2 separate regions of the Homo sapiens genome follow, and region 2 is linked to region 1. A link is a contact called in ENCODE Hi-C or POLR2A ChIA-PET data. All regions are on one chromosome and are shown on one strand. The core of a region is the stretch at or near the end of the contact, and the rest is flanking DNA. Distances in the headings are between cores, read along the strand shown. Region 1 holds the start of LINC03107 (long intergenic non-protein coding RNA 3107). Region 2 overlaps PARN (poly(A)-specific ribonuclease).

Region 1 (4,778 bases), core at 1,170-3,669:
TTTTTGGACAGAGTTTTGCTGTGTCACCCAGGCTGGCGTGCCGTGCCCCAATCTTAGCTCACTGCAACCTCTAGCTCCCGGGTTCAAGCAATTCTCCTGCCTCAGCCTCTTGAGTAGCTGGGATTTCAGGCATGCATCACCATGCCCAGCTATTTTTTTGTATTTTTAGTAGAGACAGGGTTTCGCCATGTTGACCGGGCTGGTCTCGAACTGCTGGGCTCAAGTGATCTGCCTGCCTCAACCTCCCAGAGTGCTGGGATTACAGGAGTGAACCACTGCCCCTAGCCAATAGTAATAGTAATTTTTTGTTTGTTTGTTTTTTGAGACAGGGTCTCGCTTTGTTGCCCAGGCTGGAGTGCAGTGGCATGATCTAAGTTCACTGCAGCCTTGACCTCCAAGGCTAAAGCAACCTTCCAACCTCAGCTTCCTGAGTAGATGGGACCACAGGCATATGCCACCACACCTGGCTAGTTTTTTGTGTTTTGTTTTTGTAGAGGTGGGGTTTCACCATTGTTGCCCAGGCTGGTCTCAAACTCCTGGGCTCAAGTGATCTGCCCGCCTCAGCCTGCCTCCAGAAGTGCTGGGATTACAGGCGTGAGCTACCACGACTGGCCTGGATCATATGATGTGCTATTTGTAGTGTTTTGAGGAGCCTCCATGCTGTTCTCCATAGCGGCTATACTAGTTTACATTCGTGAATGTGTGTTATTTATTTATTTATTTATTTATTTATTTTGAGACAGAGTTATATTGTAATTACATATGTAATGTAACGAGGTGATGGATATGCTAATTACCCTTATGTAATCATTATACATTATATGTGTGGAAACATTACATCCGTGGTTCACCCAGGCTGGAGTGTAGTGGCACAGTCTCAGCTCACTGCAGCCTCCACCTCCCGTGCTCAAGTGATCTTCCCACTTCACCCTCCCAAGTAGCTGGAGTTACAGTCACATGCCACTACACCCAGCTAATTTTTGTTTTGTTTTGTTTTTTGAGATGCAGTCTCACTCTGTTGCCTAGGCTGGAGTGCAGTGGCATGATCTCAGCTCACTGCAACCTCCACTTCCTGGGTCCAAGCAATTCTCCTGCCTCAACCTCCCAAGTAGCTGGGATTACAGGTGTCCGCCACCATGCCCAGCTAATTTTTGTACTTTTTAGTAAAGACGCGGTTTGGCTGTGTTGGCCAGGCTGGTCTCGAACTCCCGCCCTCAAGTGATCCACCCACCTTGGCCTCCCAAAGTAGTGGGATTACAGGCGTGAGCCACCGCGCCCAGCCCGAGTGTGTGTGTGGTTTTGTTTTGTTGTTTTTTGTTTGTTTGTTTTTGAGATGGAGTCTCGCTCTATCACCCAGGCTGGAGTGCAGTGGCACAATCTCAGCTCACTGCAACCTCCATCTCCCAGGTTCAAGCGATCTCCTGCCTTAGCCTCCCGAGTAGCTGGGATTACAGGCATGTGCCACCACGCCCGGCTAATTTTTGTATTTTCAGTAGAGACAGGGTTTCACCATATTGGCCAGGCTGGTCTCGAACTCCTGACCTCGTGATCCACCAGCCTTGGCCTCCCAAAGTGCTGGGATTACAGGCCTGAGCCACAGTGCCCGGCCGAGTGCGTGTGTTTTTAAAGTGTGCATCATTATTACTGAACAGCAACACCAAGAGAGTCTCACGGTTCCTGTGTGTTCCCACTTGGACTATTTTGCAACACTCCTCTTGACGTTGAAAAGAAAATGCTATGACACTTGGTTACTGCTGAGGCGAGGCCAAACCACCCTCTCCAGACCTGGGAAACCAGTGAGTATTAAAAATAGTTCAATCTTTTTCGCTACTTTTTAAAAAATCTCATGAGTTCAGCTGAAATCTTTTTCCCCCAAATGATTCATGGAGTAAATCAATGTGTCTGATTTTTGCCGAGGAGGGGAAATAGGACACCTGAAGGCCAGATCATGTTTCCCCTGGTTGTGCGCCATCCTCTCCTCCAAGTTGCCTGATCCTGCAAACAGCAGTTCCGTTTGTCTTCAGTTGCCTGCTTTTTCTAGTCATGCTGTGAACTTGAACTTGAGAAAGCTTGATGCTGACTGGGCCTGGTGAGAACGCTACATGTTCAAGTTGAGGGTCTTTTTAAATGGAAATCTTTTTAGACTGGCTCACGCCTGTAATCTCAGCACTTTGGGAGGCCGAGGCGGGCAGATCACTTAAGGTCAGGAGTTCGAGACCAGCCTGGCCAACCAACATAGCAAATCCCTGTCTCTACTAAAAACACAAAAATTAGCCAGGCGTGGTGGCGCATGCTTGTAATCCCAGCTACTTGGGAGGCTGAGGCAGGAGAATCACTTGAACCCAGGAGGCGGAGGTTGCAGTGAGCCAAGATCATACCACTGCATTCCAGCCTGGCTGACCAAAAAAAAAAAAAAAAAAGTTAAAAAAAAAAAGTTTTAGACAGATAATTCTTGTCAAAAAAGGACAACAAATAAGCACCCTTTTTTTTCTGTTTTAGAGGGTGAGGTGGGGAACTTAAGTATGTTTCATAAGTAAAGAGTGAATCCTCACGGTGATTTTTTTTAAGCTTGAAAACATAGGAAAATGGTAAATCAGAAACTTGAAGCCAGGGAGCCTTACCTGTGTGTGCAAGTGTGGACTTGAGCAAAGGGAAGCCTTAGGCACCTGTGCCAGGCCCATGCAACTTTTCCATGGACACGTCTTCCTATATTTCCAATAACAACCAGAGAACCAGCTACCCGCCTTTTGATGCTGTCCTCTTCCTGCAGGAGGAAGGGTAGGGGGACAGGATTCTTCCACCCAAGTGCCCTTGCAGGTGTCTAAGCCTGGGTGGTGGATTCTTGGTTCCTGGCAGGCCTTGGAGGGCAGGCAACAGCCAGACTGCCAAAAACACCCAATTAGATTGAATGTGGTTCCCTAGTTGTGGCTGTGGGTAGGGAGGAAAGTTAAGTCTCTTCACACATCTCCTCTCTGCACGCTGTGGTCTAGTTTGCACAGCCTCTTCTTATTCTTAATAACCCAGAATCTGAGAATTTAGAGTCCTTCTTGTTACTTAGGAAGGACTAATCTTCCCCGGCAGGTTGTCCTGCATTTGTTGAATGGGGTAAAAATTGCATAGCATCTCGAGTGCTGTGCCTACAAATTACCTTGATAAATGATTGTGACTCAGCAAAGCTTAGGCTTTTGCCCTAGTTTTGGAGGCTGGGGCTAACTAGAGAAAAAATGGAGGGTCTGTTGGGTGTTTCTGCTGTTTTTACAAGGCTTCATAATTCCCCATTGTCTGCGTGTGTGTGAATCAGCAAGTGGTTCGCATCCTGATTGGGTGGTGTGATGGGAGCACCCACCTCGCAGAGCCTCAGAGCCCTCATTGTCTCCCTTTTCCATTTGCTCATTCCTACTTTGGCCAGTGGCACCCTGAAAGAGTTTTCATTAGTAACAGTGTTGAGGAAACCACCCATTAGAGGCAGCGGGACTACACTGATCAGCATGTGGGCTGGGTGATTGCTCAGATCTGAGCTCAGAGCTTGCTGTGCTGCTCACCAGATGTGTGAGCCCGAGGATGCTGTCCCGGCTCCCAGCCTCAGTTTCCTCACCTGTGGGACTAGACGGGACTAAACCAGGGGGAGAATAGAAAGCACCCACGGGTAGTAAGTGCTCACCGAGGCATTTCCCCAGATTCCTGCCATTGTTTACTTACACTGGGAAGCACCCACAGCCTCCTCCTGGAAAACACACACCCCCTGCTCTCAAGAACTTTCCATTTTAAAACAAACTTGCCCTCTGGTGTGTCATCCTTGCTTTCTGAAAGTGAGTTTTCTTCTCCACGCCACTGTGTGTTTTTTTCTGATAGCAGTAGGGACTGTGTATTGGAGCTCAGTCTATGGGAAGCATTTTGTACTCGACGTTTAGGCACGATTATCCCCATTTGAAGATAAACTGAGGCTCAGGCGGGTTCAGTAACCTGCACTGGAGGTCAGGGTCAGTGGCAGAGCTGGAATTCAAGCCCCAGGATGTCCGACTGCAACGCCCATGTGCCTAACCACGATTTGATACCGTCATCCAGACGAAGGACATCACGGGGTAGGTAGATAAAGATAGAAGGAGGTGGGGGTGCCCAGCAACTGAGGGTGGCTGGGATCCCTTCATAAACCCGGCTCATCTGTGCAGAGCGTGGATCCTTCTGGAGTCAGTGCACCTGGTTGCGGCCAGAATCCCCCCTTCCCACTCTGTCCGTCTATAGCTCTAGAAATAGAGTTACACACATACCTGCAACTTGCGCTTTCTGCATGCCACAGGCAGCCATTACACTTGGTCCATCTCTTAGATTATTCTTAAGAGAGAGCTTCCAGGAACGGGGATTACAGCACCAGGAAGCAGAAACATTTCAAAGGCTCTTGATACATGTGGCCAAACTGTTTTCCAATTTACTCATCAGCCAGAGGACTACAGATCCTGCAACGCAGCATTTAAAACACCCACCTCCCAAGCCAGCCAATCGCTTCTTTTTTCTTTTTTTTTTGAGACGGATTCTCGCTCTTGTCACCCAGGCTGGAGTGCAGTGGCGCAATCTCGGCTCACTGCAACCTCCGCCTCCCAGGCTCAAGCGATTCTCCTGCCTCAGCCTCCCTAGTAGCTGGGATTACAGTCGCATGCCACCACATTCAGTTAATTTTTGTATTTTTAGTAGAGACGGGGTTTCACCATGTTGGCCAGGCTAGTCTCAAACTTCTGACCTCAGGTGATCCACCCGCCTCAGCCTCCCAAAGTGCTGGGATT
Region 2 (4,778 bases), core at 1,657-4,156, 100 kb before region 1:
CTTGTGCCTTGTATAAACTTTGCTGTCATGTTGGTTGGGGGGATTTATTTATTCTTGGTTAAAGCAAGTTTTATATTTTAATTTAATTTAATTTTTTAAGACAGGATCTCACTCTGACAGGGTCAAGCTGGAGTACAGCAGTGCGATCATAGCTCACTGCAGCCTCGAACTCCTGGGCTGAAGCGATCCTCCTGCCTTAGCCTTCCAAGTAGCTGGGACTATAGGTGCATGCAACCATGCCTGCCTTTTTTTTTTTTTTTTTAAAGAAATGGGATCTTGCTATCTTGGCCAGGTTGAATACAAGTTTTAAAATAAAATATTACATCTAACCAGTTTTCATTGAGAAGTCTGGGGCTTTTGAAAGAATTTCCAAGTATTGAGTACGAAGTTGGTCAACCAAATAGAGCTGCCCTTGGAAAGCATGGTTGTTGTCTGGGGGGGCACCCTCATGGCACTCTTTCCCATGTGTGTAGGATGGCATGGTAGCACAAAGTCAAAAGTAGATGAAATTGACGGACGTACCCAAACAGTTTCTATGTATTTTTAAGCATGGTAGAAGGTTAGTCTTTGCATGTACTCTAGTTCACAGCCTTTTCTAAGAGGCTGAGGCCAAATTGAATTTATCTGGGAACCTGCCACATCTATAAATGCTACATAGGGTAATAAATGGGCCATTGGCTTCCAAGAATCAGTGACAGTGCACTTTAGTTCCTAATTTAGAGTTCATGAAAATTATCCCTTGACAAACAGATTGTGAAAAAGGAAACCCTATTAGATGGATTCATCTGTTTTTTTTTTTTGAGATGGAGTCTTGTGCTGTCACTCAGGCTGGAGTGCGGTGGTGTGATCTCACCTCACTGCAACCTCTGCCTCCCTGCAACCTCTGCGTTCTGGGTTCTAGCAATTCTCCTGCCTCAGCCTGCTGAGTAGCTAGGACTACAGGCACTAACCACAACGCCTGGCTAATTTTTGTATTTTTTGATATAGATGGGGTTTCACTCTGTTGGACAGGCTGTTCTCAAACTCCAAGTGATCTGCCTGCTTCAGCCTCCCAAAGTGCTGGGATTACAGGCATGAGACACCACGCCTGGCCTGCCTTTTGACAAATGTAAGCTGTTGTTTCCACAATGATGTGGGAGTGAGTCAAGGTGGGGGATGGATGGATGGATGGATGGATGGATGGATGAATGAATGAATGCATGCATGAATGAATGAATACAGATAACAAGTGTTTTTGTCTTCAGAGGAAGAGGCAATGTCAGTCTGTCCCACCCAGTAGACTTGGCTTCTCTGCATGGGGGCTACATCTTAGTCATTATTCTACATCCTTGGCATTTGGAATGGTGCTGGCACAGAGCTGGAGAGGGCTTTGAGGAGATGCCCTGGTACAGTCCTTGGGAAGGGGCCAATTCTGGGATAGCCGAGAAGAGAGAGGAGCATGGCACCCAACAGAGTGATGAACGAAGGCGGAAGTTTACGACAGTGTTCACCCAGTGAGGGTTGCACTCCCTCACTGGGTTGTGAAGTCATTTGAATGAATGGTGACCAGCATTTTTAATAAAATGGAAGAAGTTAGAAAATGTCAGTGTGTCTTATATAATATAGTTTTTTTTTTTTAATGTAACCTTTTTTTCAGGGTTCTGTACGTACAGATGTATGTGTGTGTACTGGGTTATAATGCACATGGATTTCTTGTTGAGGGTTATGGTAAACAGAGTTTGAACTCAGGCACTTCAGGAGAAACACAGATTAAAGTCCTCATTTAAAGAAGAATTACTCTTTTCCAGGTGTGCAAAGCACTGTGGCGGGTGTTGGTGGGCTGGGGGGAAGCAGAGGTAACTGGCAGAGCTCTCCCTCCTCAGGTGCTGCCTCTCTCTAGAGTAGCCTGGGGCTTGGGATTCCTGTGGACAGCTTCAGGAAGAAATGCTCATTCCTTCACCCTGTGGTCTCCACAGGTCTGGAGGAGACTTCTGTGCTGCTCACCAAGAGAAGGATGTCGTGATTAAAGCACAGTCCTCTCTCTGTCCACCTTGCTTGGCTCTCCTTGAGGGAGCAGGATGAATAGCTTACCTGATGAGCAGAATCAGGAAGAGTCTGACACCCAAGGGCCATTTGACAAGTGGATGGGGCCACTGCATTGAAGAAGGCAGGCCTGGAAACCAGCTGCTGGGGTCTCTTGGAAGCTGAGATTAAGGAATCGTTTAGAGTTCAGAGGCCTCTTGCAGCTGTCATGATGGGGTCTCGTGGTCTGGATTTCTGGATTTCTGTAGGGATGGTATCACCTATAGGAGGAAGCCCCATTTGGACCTCACACTCAAGATCCTTCTCCAGCACAGTCTACCAAGGAGTCCCATGCTTGAGGGGAACAGGAAGGGGATGCCGAGTCCTCATGGGCTCCATAAGAGGATGATAGTCCTCGTTAGAACCATCAGAGGACGATACTCCCTACCTGCCAACGAGTACCAGTGGGAGTGGTTGTTGGGCCAGTGTCTGATACTTTATTGCTGGCCATCAAATTTGGACTTTGTGAACAGCAGAGAACCTTTTTGCACAGCCAGGGGGATGGATGTGACTCTGATGACATGATAAGGAATTTCTTTCATAGGGCGCAGTGGGCTTCAATGTCAGGGCTGAGAGGCTGGAAGTGGCTGCAGTGTGCCCAGAAGTGGAGCAGTAGCCAGTAGTGACCTACAGTTACTATTCCATTACTGATCTGTGAGGGTGTTTAATTGCTACTGACATTGTTCGGATTTTATGGAAACTAGATTTTCAACTTTGCCATCCATCTGGCTTACAAAACTTGAAATGCTCCAGATGTGACTTTGTATCTTAATTCCTTTTCACCAACCAGAAGGTGGTGCTGTCGTGCTGGCAACCAATCTACCTTTCCAACGCCAAGTAAAACATTGAAATGCTTATTCATGCTAAGTAATGTGGACAGACTTAGCATTCGGATTCGACAGCGTACCTCTCCTGTAGTTGTGGGGAAGCCTTTAGAGTCCGGAGCTGGAGAAGCCTGGCAGAGGGGCCTTGGTTAGGCACTCGCTCAGGGCCACCTTTGCACTCACGGTGAAGTGACACTTTTATAGGAGTCAGGGCGAAGATGTCTGCTGAGTGCTGCTTGATCTGTGTCCAGTCTTCCATGAAACAGTTAAAGAATTATGACTAGAGATGAGAGAAGTTTCTGTAAAGAGAAAATGTTTTTTCTCTCGTTTCTTGCAGGGAAAGATCTCTACCTAGAGGAAAACTCATGAATCCAGTTTATAAGAAATACTTATAAAGTAATCATTAGTAATTAAAGTGATTAATTGAATACTCAACTAGTTGAAATATCCAAACAATCTCTCGAGTTATTTTAGCCGCTTGAAGGAAATAAAATCGGTGGTGTTTGATGTAACCTGAGTCCTTAGCTCCAGAGGTTAAAGTGGAGAAGAGAAAATTCATTTTACCAGGCTGGGGAGAATTCAGTGAGGTTATGAAGGTAAAGTTCTCGACATAGTGCCTGGCATTAGCTGCTCGGTAAATGTCCACTTTCCCCCCCACATCAGTCTATTCAGAAATCCAGACAATAAAATATCACAGAGTCAAGTTTGTAAAAAAGATGTATTGCTGCATCATGGAGACTGTGTGAGTGTGAAGCTCTTGGTGTTTGTATGATCGGCTTGCAAAATGACAGCATGTCCCTCAGGTAGGGCCATGTTTGTTGCCCTAAGTGACTTGCAGGTCTTCACCTGTCTGTACCTTTTAAACAAGAGACAAAACCTGCTGCCAGAATGATTTTTAGTTGTCTTTCCTTTTCTTTCCCATGGCTTCCTACAGTTGGGTTGCCGTTCTAATTAATCTCTTATCAGTGCAGTCAGGGGTCTCCTTTGGAGCCTCTTGTGGGGGTCCCACTTCAGTAGTTACTAGAGCAGCTTTCTGTTACAGAGGTTAACTTTTGAGTAGGTTCATAAGGAATGTGAGAATTCCACAGGCACAGGAGAAGTTTGCTGTAAGGTGAAGTTGTACTCATTAGGGCTATGGATTTATTCTGACACTCAGTTTGAGCAGCTGGTTTGGGCATGGTTTTAAAAATACAGTCAGTCCTCATTATTCACAGATTCTGTATTTGTGAATTCAGATATTCAATTTTTTGTAACCCACAATTCAGTTTTCACGTGCTTTTGTGGTCATCCCCAGGGATATGCAGGTTGGGAAAATTTTGTATTGCCCAACATGTGCTTCCAGCCAAAGCTGAAGGAGACTGCACTCTGCCTTCCAGTTTCTGCTCTTGGGCTGTAAACACGGCTCCTTTTCACAGGCTTTTAGTGCCAGTTTTTTGTTTTGAATTTTTGTCCTTTTTATTAGTGATTTTGCTGTTGAAAATGACCCCAAAGCATAGTGTTAGAGGGATACCCAGTGTTCCTGAATGCAAGAAGGATGTGAGGTGCCTTACAGAGAAAACACGTGTTAGATGAGCTTTGTTCACACATGAGTTAAAGTGCTCTTGGCCATGAGTTCAGTGTTAATGAATCAACAGTATATTAACTAAGATGTCTTTAAACAGAAACACACATAAAACAAGATAATATATTGATCGGTTGATGAACATGTGATCAGAGGTTTGTAGGACCCTAATCTTGTATTTCCCTAGAAACAATGACTCAGCATTTGCTAATTCAGCTTTCATGACGTCAAAAAGAAAAAAATTATGACAGATTTTGTTTAAAAATCTTGATTGGCTTTATTTGCAGTTCTGGAATGGGACAACAACTCATTCCATAAAATAGAATGAGCGT

Evidence for each region. Hi-C counts contacts between places; a loop is a spot of excess contacts on that map. ChIA-PET counts read pairs that join two places held with the same protein, here RNA polymerase II (POLR2A). Pooled maps may share reads with other maps.
Region 2: a map of psoas muscle shows a loop between it and region 1 (2.3-fold over the local background). The contact joins the enhancer-like site here to the promoter of LINC03107 in region 1. A Hi-C loop is called at or near these places in 5 of 168 maps with a recorded cell type or tissue (PC-9, dorsolateral prefrontal cortex, gastrocnemius medialis and 2 more) and 8 of 50 pooled maps. POLR2A ChIA-PET finds 5 or more read pairs at or near these places in 2 of 52 experiments (H1 and PC-9).

The regions. Positions count from the first base shown.
Region 1 is chr16:14,426,362-14,431,139 of GRCh38, reverse strand. It overlaps LINC03107 (long intergenic non-protein coding RNA 3107), which reads left to right and starts at 2,419. Exons shown (of 2, transcript XR_007065002.1): 1 at 2,419-4,778.
Region 2 is chr16:14,527,384-14,532,161 of GRCh38, reverse strand. The region is part of intron 21 of PARN (poly(A)-specific ribonuclease); the gene reads left to right. LOC107984865 (a long non-coding RNA gene) reads left to right here. Exons shown (of 2, transcript XR_001752089.3): 1 at 1-1,108; 2 at 1,245-1,585. Among named protein-coding and RNA genes, the nearest start is that of PARN, 100 kb to the left of the region's middle. Within about 2 kb of position 2,906, at least 13 of the 41 ENCODE cell types and tissues checked have a DNase peak (open chromatin) inside an H3K27ac peak, as active enhancers do; they include PC-9, gastrocnemius medialis and psoas muscle, where a contact is called at or near this core.